Regions from separate parts of the Homo sapiens genome. Here region 2 is linked to region 1. A link is a loop called in an ENCODE intact Hi-C map of the cell type or tissue named here. Cell type or tissue: PC-9. All regions are shown on one strand. Links, peaks and the distances in the headings refer to the core of each region. The heading gives the core; the rest is flanking DNA.

Evidence for each region. Peaks named below come from ENCODE experiments on the same cell type or tissue, not always from the same donor. Only the 100,000 strongest peaks of a DNase experiment are listed, where the experiment ranks them.
Region 2: a loop joins it to region 1, with 4 times the contacts of the local background. A loop is called at or near these places in 12 of 110 quality-filtered maps.

The regions. Positions count from the first base shown.
Region 1 is chr19:16,776,778-16,781,158 of GRCh38, reverse strand. It overlaps NWD1 (NACHT and WD repeat domain containing 1), which reads right to left. Exons shown (of 19, transcript NM_001007525.5): 12 at 1,694-1,816. Among named protein-coding and RNA genes, the nearest start is that of SIN3B, 50 kb to the left of the region's middle. In PC-9, for the core only: CTCF peaks have their summits at 1,938 and 2,139 (motif pointing left); a DNase peak (open chromatin) is centred at 2,158.
Region 2 is chr19:16,847,288-16,851,668 of GRCh38, reverse strand. SIN3B (SIN3 transcription regulator family member B) reads right to left here. Exons shown (of 19, transcript NM_001297595.2): 6 at 135-257. Among named protein-coding and RNA genes, the nearest start is that of SIN3B, 20 kb to the right of the region's middle. RefSeq lists an enhancer at 4,364-4,381. In PC-9, for the core only: no CTCF peak of the experiment used is centred there; a DNase peak (open chromatin) is centred at 2,288; H3K4me3 peaks cover 393 bases; H3K27ac peaks cover 1,891 bases.

The DNA of each region.
Region 1 (4,381 bases), core at 264-4,263:
ACAGGACCTGGTACTCAGCAGGCACTCAACAATTGATTACAGAAATAAGCCATATCTGTTAAGGGACTATGTAGAAATAAACAACCTTACTTAGGATCTGAGGTCGACAAATGCAAAAAGGACCACAATTCTTTACCCTTACTGATCCACATCCTTGGCAATGTGACTTTGCAGCTCCTCCCATCAAAAAATGAAGCCTAGGCTGGGTGTAGTGGCTCACACCTGTAATCTCAGCACTTTGGAAGGACAAGGCGAGAGGATTGCTTGAGCTCAGGAGCTTGAGACCAGCCTCAGCAACATAGTGAGACCCTGTCTCTACCAAAAAATACAAAAATCAGCCAGGTGTGGTGGTGTGTGCCTGCAGTCCCAGCTACTCAAGAGGCTGAGATGGGAGGATTGCTTGAGCCCAGGAGGCTGAGAGTGCAGTGAGCTGAGATTGTGCCACTGCACTCCAGCTTGGGCAACAGAGCAACACCCTGTCAGAAAAAAAGAATGAGAAAAAGAAAAGGAAAGAGAAGAGAAAGGAAAGGAAAGGAAAGAGAAAAGAAAAGAAGGCAGAAAGCCTATTTAGCCTATTTCCCTACTGGACTGCTCTTGTGAATTCCTTTGGTCAAGAGAATGTGAATGTGACCAGGTGCCAACTCCAAGTCCAGGCTTAAGAGATTCTGTGAGTGCCTACTTGTTTTCTTGAAACCCTGCCTTTGGCTGGGCACGGTGGCTCACGCCTGTAATCCCAGCACTTTGGGAGGACGAGGTGGGTGGATCACAAGGTCAGGAGATTGAGACCATCCTGGCTAACACGGTGAAACCCCGTCTCTACTAAAAAATATAAAAAATTAGCCAGGCATGGTGGCGGGCGCCTGTAGTCCCAGCTACTCGGGAGGCTGAGGCAGGAGAATGGCGTGAACCTGGGAGGCAGAGCTTACAGTGAGCCGAGATTGCACCACTGCACTCTAGCTTGGGCGACAGAGCAAGACTCCGTCTCAAAAAAAAAAAAAAAGAAACCTTGCCTTTGCTGGGGATGAGAGACCTGAAGGACGCTGAATGATGACAGACCACGTGGAGCAAAGTTGAGTTGCCTCATTTGAAAATATTCAGATTCAGCCAGCTCCTAGATAATCCACTGACTGACTGCAGATACATGAGCAAGCCCAGCTGAGAGCAGAAAACTGCCCAGCTGCGTCCAGCCTGCATTGCCAATGCACAGGAAGTGAGCTAAAGAAATAGCTTGTTTGTGGCTCAAATTTGTAATCCCAGCTACTTGGTAGGCTAAGGAGGGAGGATCACTTGAGCCCAAGAGTTTCAGACCAGCCTGGGCAACATAGCAAGACCCCATTTCTAAAAACATTAAAAAATTAGCTGGGTATAGTGGTATGTGCTTGTAGTCCCAGCTACTCAGGAGGCTGAGGCAGGAGGATCACTTGGCCCAGGAGTTTGAGGCTGCAGTGAGTTATAAACACACCACTGCACTCCAGCCTGGGCAATACAGTGAGATCCCATATTTAAAAAGAAAAAGAAATGGCTTGTTTGAAACTACTGTGTTTGGGGATGGTTCATTATGCAACTATAGCTAAGTGATGCAGGAACAAAGGCCAGGGTTTCAATACAGAGAAGTGAATCTGTGGGGAAGGGGCTCTGAGAACCAACTTTTCACTATGGAAGCTGACCACAAAGCCCACTTCCCAAGTCTCACCTGTGTGTCCAGTTAGCATGTGGATCACATGCTGCTCTTCCATGTCCCACACAGCCATGATGCCATCCTGGGTGCCAATCACCAGCAGCTTCTCCTCCACACCCCATGCCATGGCGGTGATGCCTGCAGCCACACAGAGGCAACAGCAATGATCTCAGTTCCTGTGTCCAAGTATTCAGCTATGGGGTCCTCTAATGAGCCCCCCACTTCACAGATAAGACAACTGAGGCACAGAGAGATTTGGTCCCTTGCCCAAAGCTGCACAGCAAGGATTAGATTCGCAGACTCAGATGCACAGATTCACACTCTGGCCTGTGACATTCACTTCGCTCTTAGGTAGGGAAGGGGACTGCATCACAGTGTGGTCATAAGTGTCTGTCTAGTCTAGCAGTGCTCACCCAGCGGACACATATCGGTTTCTGGAGACATCTTGAGGTGCCACAATGGGGACAAGGATGCTCAAGGACAGTACTGCCATCTGGTGGGTGCAGGCCAGGGATGCTGTTCAACACCCAGCAACGCATGACAACCCCATCCCAGAGAAAGATTCAGCCCCAGAAGTCAGCAATGCCATGGCTGAGAAACCCTGCCTTAGTTGAAGAAAACTCAGAAACAAAATCACATTGGCCATGGCCGGGCACGGTGGCTCATGCCACCCAGCACTGTGGGAGGCCAATACTTTGGGAGGCCAAACTTTGGGAGGCCGAGGTGGGCGGATCACTTGAGGTCAGGAGTTCAAGACCAGCCTGTCCAACATGGAGAAACCCAGTCTCTACTAAAAATATAAAAATTAGCCAGGCATAGTGAAGCACACCTGTAATCCCAGCTACTCGGGAGGCTGAGGCCAGAGAATGACTTGAGCCCAGGAGGTGGAGGTTGCAGTGAGCTGAGATCACACCACTGCACTCCAACCTGGGTGAGAGAGGGAGACTCTGTCTCAACAACAACAACAACAACAAAAAAAAAAAAAAGAAGAAGAAGAAGAAGAAAGAAAAGAAAAGAAAGAAAGAAATTATATTGGCTGAGAATGAGGATTATGTTTTTGACATCTCTGAGTTCAACTGGTGTAGAAAAACAAGGGCTGATGTCCTAAAGAAAAAAAATATATATTTGCCAATGAATTGGGCAAACACACCCCAAGGATCTCTGCCTGGTGGAGTTTGATTAAAATATCACTGCAGAGAGAGAAGGGCCAAGATATATTGGAGAAAACGTGGGCCTAGACACTAAGAAACTGAACTTTCTGAATGTCCTGGAGTAAAGAAAGGAAGTCCTTTTCCTTCTGTGTGCCTCTTCCACATGTGTAAAATGGGTGGTGCTGAATCAGAGCCCGTCAAGCTCTGAGAATACAGAATTTTGTTTCCACCTCATCGGGACAGAGAGTGAGGAGATGGGATTTGTTTTCTTTTCCTTTCTTCTCCTCCCCTTCCCTCCCTTTCCCTTCCCTCCCCTTCCTTCCCTTTCCCTTCCCTCCCCCTTCCTCCATTTCCTTCCCTTTCCCTTCCCTCCCTTTCCTTTCCTTCCCTTTCCCTTCCCTCCCTTTCCTTTCCTTCCCCTCCCCTTTCTCTTTCCTTCCCCTTTCCTCTCCCCTCCCCTTCCCCCCTCTTCCCTTCCCTTTCCCCTCCCCTTCTCTCCCTCTTCCCTTCCCTCCCCTTCCCTTCCCTTCCCTCCCCTTTCCCTTCCCCTTCCCTCCTCTTCCCTACCCTCTCATTCCCTCCCCTCTCCTTCCTTTCCCTCCCATCCCCTTCCCTCCCCTTCCCTTCCCTTCCCTCCCCTTTCTCCTTCCCTCCTTTTTCCCCTGCTCTCCCCTTTCCCTTCCCCTTCCCTCCCCCTTCCCCTCCACTTCCCTCCCCTTTCCCCTCCCCTCCACTTTCCCCTCCCCTCCCCTATCCCCTCCTCTCCTTCCCCTCCCCTTCTCTCCCTCTTCACTCCCATCCCTTTCTCACCTCTCCCCTCCCCTTCCCTTTCCTCCCCTTTCCCTTCCCCTTCCCTCCTCTTCCCTCCCCTCCCATTCCCTCCCCTTTCCTTCCCTTCCTTCCCCTTTCCCTTCCCCTTCCCTCCCTTTCCCTCTCCTTCCCTCCCCTCCCTTCCCCTCCCCTCCCCTTCTCTCCTCTTTCCCCTCCCCTTCCCTTCCCTCCTCTTTCCCCTCCCCTTTCCTCCTCTTCTCTTCCCTCCCTTTCCCTCCCCTCCCCTTCCCTCCCCTTTCCCTTCCCCTTCCCTCCCCTTCCCTCCCCTCCCCTTCCCTTTCCCCTCCCCTTCCCTTCCCTCCCCTTTCCCCTCCCCTTCCCTTCCCTCCCCTTTCCCTTCCCCTTCCCTTCCCTCCCCTTTCCCCTCCCCTTCCCTCCCCTTCCCTTTCTTCCCCTTTCCCCTTCCCTCCCCTTCCCTTTCTTCCCCTTTCCCCTTCCCTTCCCTCTTCCCTCCAGTTCCCTTTCCCTTCCCTCCAGTTCCTTCCCTCTTCCCTCTCCTTTCCCTCCCTTCCCCTCCCCACTCTCCTTCCCTTCCTTTTCTTCTTCTTTTTTTTTTTCAGATAGGGTCTCACTCTATCACCCAGGCTGGAGTGCAGTGCCACAATCACAGCTCACTGCAGCCTCGAACTCTTGGGCTCAAGCCATTCTCCCATCTTAGCCTCCTGAGTAGCTGAGACTATAGGCACATACCACCATGACCAGCTTTTTTTTTTTTTTTTTT
Region 2 (4,381 bases), core at 241-4,240, 71 kb before region 1:
CCGGTGAACCTCACACAGCCCCCGGTCCAGCCCCGAACCCCTGCTGGGGCCTCTGTTCCCTGGTCACATGCTGGGAAGGCCCGATTTGCTGGGGGCCCCGCGTGCAGGCATGGCTGCATGTGGCTCACAGGTACCTTGGCGGGTGCAGACACGGGGCGGAGGAGCGAGGGCCGGGAGCGCTTCCTGCTGTGCTCCGGGGTCTTGTCGTGCTCGTTCTTCTGCACGCTGTGCATCTCGCACGGCCCGTTTCCTGTGAACTAAGGACACATGTGGGAGGTGGTCAGCACCGGAGACGTGGCTGGACCCATGCACCTGAGCATGCAGAGCTGCTTCCAGCTCAGCCCACAGCCCGGTGGGCAATGGTGGCCACGGGCACCAGGCCAGATGCTCCGTCCATGCGTGAGGTGACTCCAGCAAGATGCTCACATTCCAAGGTAACCGAATCATCACAGACTAACACTGCCAGGCTGGGAGAAAGCTCCTGTGAGGCCTTTATGGATAAGGGAGGGAGAAGGGCTGGGGGTTTCAGGAGGGAGACAGCTGAGTTGGGTCTTCCCGTGCGGGGGCTCATGTGGCGGCCACTGGTGGGGCATCTCGCCGTGTGCATGCCGGCACCACAGAAACACAAGGTGCAGTGGACAGAGAAACAGGCAGCAAGGGGAAGTGGCTGATGTTTGCCAGGGCACTGGTGGGGGCCTTGGGGCCAGGTTTTGAAGTCTTTTCTATGAATGACAAAACGTTTCTGGGGGATGATGTCGTCACTTGCTGGGAGCAGAGTGGGGCTCGTGGCTGGTTCGGGGCCTGCCTCCCAGGCTCCAGCCATCGGCTAACAGGTCGAGGATGCTTGTCCCGAGCAGGGTGCCTACAGGGTGCCAATGACATTTACAAAGAACTGTTCTGCAACAGTCTACTATGAACATACTGGAAGGCTGGACAGGCAGGGGACGATGGACAGACCGCAGCTTTTCTGCAGGACGTGGGCAGAGCTGGAGAGGCCCTACAACGTTCTGTGCCACTGCGGTCACCTCCATCGTACTCCGCCTTCCCCTGCCACCACAGGACCTGGATGCAAAGACACCCCCAAAGACCTAAAGTGTGGGTGAGATGGACAAGTCATGGTGCATCTGAACAAATCAGCCCGCAGCGATCAGATACTATGGGCTGGCTCTGGGCTGCTGTTAGGGACAGGCATACCTGAAATAAAACAAACAAACAAAAAAAAACAAGGAAAAACCCCAAAAACCCAAGGGGCAGAACAAATAGGATGCCGTGTGTCGCTTTGTAAAAAGTATTTGTTACACATGCAGAGGAAATTTCTGGAAAGATATACAAGACACTTAGAAGTGCTAACCTCTGAGAAGAATGACTAAGAACTGAGTCAAGGGAGAGGAAGTTTGCATTAAAAATTTGATACTCTTGCTAATACTTATTTTTTCATTAGTGTATACTATTTTTACCATAATAATAATAAAGACATTATTTAGCCACAATACTACTACTACTACTAAAAAAGACTTATTATTTAGCCACAGTTAAGACTTAGAAGAATAATTTGGGGGGAATAATTACCAAAACTCAAGGCTATTTGAGTTTTGGGGGGAATTATTTGGGGGGAATAATTACCCAAAATTCAAGGCTATTTCGAGAGCTGTAAGTGGAGAAATTGGCATCTACACAATTCTCCACTGGTACATCTTTTTTTTTTTTTTTTTGAGACGGAGGTCTCACTCTGTCACCCAGGCTGGAGCGCAATGGTGCGATCTCAGCTCAGTGCAACCTCCGTCTCCTGGGTTCAAGTGATTCTCTTGCTTCAGCCTTCTATGTAGCTGGGATTACAGGCACGAGCCACCACGCTTGGCTATTTTTTGTATATGCTGGAACAGGTGTAAACTGATTCCCAAAAGATGCAGCTGGGCGACCATATGACAAATGCTGAACAAGAACAGGGGACCTGGAGGGGAAACCCGCCATGCGTCCAGCCAAGCTCACCAAGCAGGTATAGCAGATCTTCCCCAACAGTTCACATGGTTCTTGCTTTTCAGTTAATCTCCCAATTATGTGAACATCTGAGCTAGATGGACCCCCAAAGACCACCTAGGCTAGGGAATGGCAAATTAACACAGGGCCTGTTGTTCTCATAAATAAAATTTTTTATCAGCACCTAGCCACACCCATTCCTTTTGTAAAGTTATTGGTACCCAGTCATGCCCATTCATTTTGTAAATAAAGTTTTGTTGGTACCCGGCCACACCCATTCATTTTGTAAATAAAGTGTTATTGGCACACAGCCCTGTCCAGTCATTGACATACATATTCCATGACTGCTTTCAAGCTACTAGGGCAGAGGTGAATCTTTACACAAAGATCAACTGGCCTGCAAAGCCTGTGATACTTACTATCTGGCCCTTTGTAGAGAAGGTTTGCCAACCTCTGATCCAGGCCAGTCAAATTTAATTAGAGCAATGCCAAATTTCATCTTGGTTTCTTTTTCCTACAGTTTTAATATATGTCCAAAAGTTAACATAAAGATTATACTTCACACAACAGATGCAGTGCTTTTAATAATTTTAAAAAGTTGATCCAATCTTTCTAAATATACAAGATAGCTCTAATAAACCAATACACACTAAAAATCTTAGCTAAATTGGTAATAAATGTTATTTGAGAGTCTCATGCTCTACTGACTGAGCTAGCCGGGTGCCCTGCATAAATGCCACTTAAAGAAACCATGGACTGGGCACAATGGCATATGCTTGTAATCCTAACACTTTGGGAGGCCAAGGTGGGAGGATCGCTTGAGGCCAGGAGTCTGAGACCAACCTGGACAACATTGTGAGACCCTGTCTCTACAATTAAAAAATAAAAGTAGGCCGGGCGCAGTGGCTCACACCTGTAATCCCAGCACTTTGGGAGACTGAGGCAGGTGGATCGCTTGAGGCCAGGAGCTCGAGACCAGCCTGGGCAACATGGCGAAGCCCTGTCTCTACAAAAAATACAAAAATTGGCCTGGCATCGTGGTGGTGTCTGTAGTCCCAGCTACTCAGGAGGCTGAGGTGGGAGGATCACCTGAGCCTGGGAGATGGAGGTTGCAGTGAACAGTGATCAATTACGCCACTGCACTCCAGCCTAGGTGACAGACAGAGAGCCTGTCTCAAAAAATAAAAACAAACAAACCTTAATGCAATAAAACTTCACACACTGATGGCTACTAAAAACAAAAGGCAAAAAAAAAAAAAAAAAAACCTGGAAAAGAACAAATGTTGGCCAACATGTGGAGAGACAGAAACCGCAGTCCATTGCTGATAGGAATGTAAAATGGTGCGGTCACTGTAGAAAACAGTTTAGAGGCTCTTCAAAAAGTCAAAAACAGAATTAACATGTGACCCAGGAATTCCACTCCTAGGTGTCTACCCAAAAGAACTGAAAACAGGTGTTCAAACAAATCCGTGCAATAAATGTTGATGGCGGCACTGTTCACAACAGCCAAAAGGCAGAAACAACCCAAATGTCCATCAACAGAATACGGATAAACAGAATGTGGCTCATCCATCTAACAGAATATGATTCAGCCAGGAAAAGGAATGAGCACTGATCCACGGTACGACATGGATAAACCTTGAAAACATGATGCTGAGTGAGAGGAGCCAGACACAAAGGCCACATATGGTGACATTCCACCCATCTGAAATGTCCAGAATGGGCGAATCAAATCCACAGAAACAGGAAGCACATGGGCGTTGCCAGGAGCTGGGGGAGGTGAATGGGGTGGCTGCTGATGGGGACTGGGTCTCCTTTCAGGGGGATGAAAATGTTCTGGAACTAGGTAGTGGTGAAGGTTGTACAACACTGAGGATGTACCACATGCCATGGAATTGTTCACTTTCAATGGTGAATTCGATGTTACATAAATTTCACTTCAATTTTTAAAAAAGTCTTATGATCATAGTGGGGGAAAAAAGAGGAATCGGAACAGGCGGCCCTGGCAGCTTCAGGCCACAGGCAGGGGAGAAAGGCTGACTGTGCAGGGTGAGCCCTGAGCCCTGTCTAAGGCCCCTCCTCGCCCATCTCTGCTCTCTACCACCATGGTCAGGGCCAGGCCACAGGCCACCCCCGCTACTGGCTCCTCCAGATCCAACCTGCTGGAGCCCCAGATCAGTCTCATCCAACAGGGGAAGCGATGATTGTGGACCCAGCCCTCCTGCACCTTCCCACAGGGCTGGGGTCCCAGGCAGGGTGGGGCTCTGCAGGGCAGACACAGGAGGTGGAACCCCTGGGCCCATAGTCTCCACTGGAAGATGCTCTCTGCCTCCCAAACCACCCCAAGATCCAGGTACTGTCTGTACAGAGAAGCACCTTGGCAAATCGTTTACGAGCTTGCTGT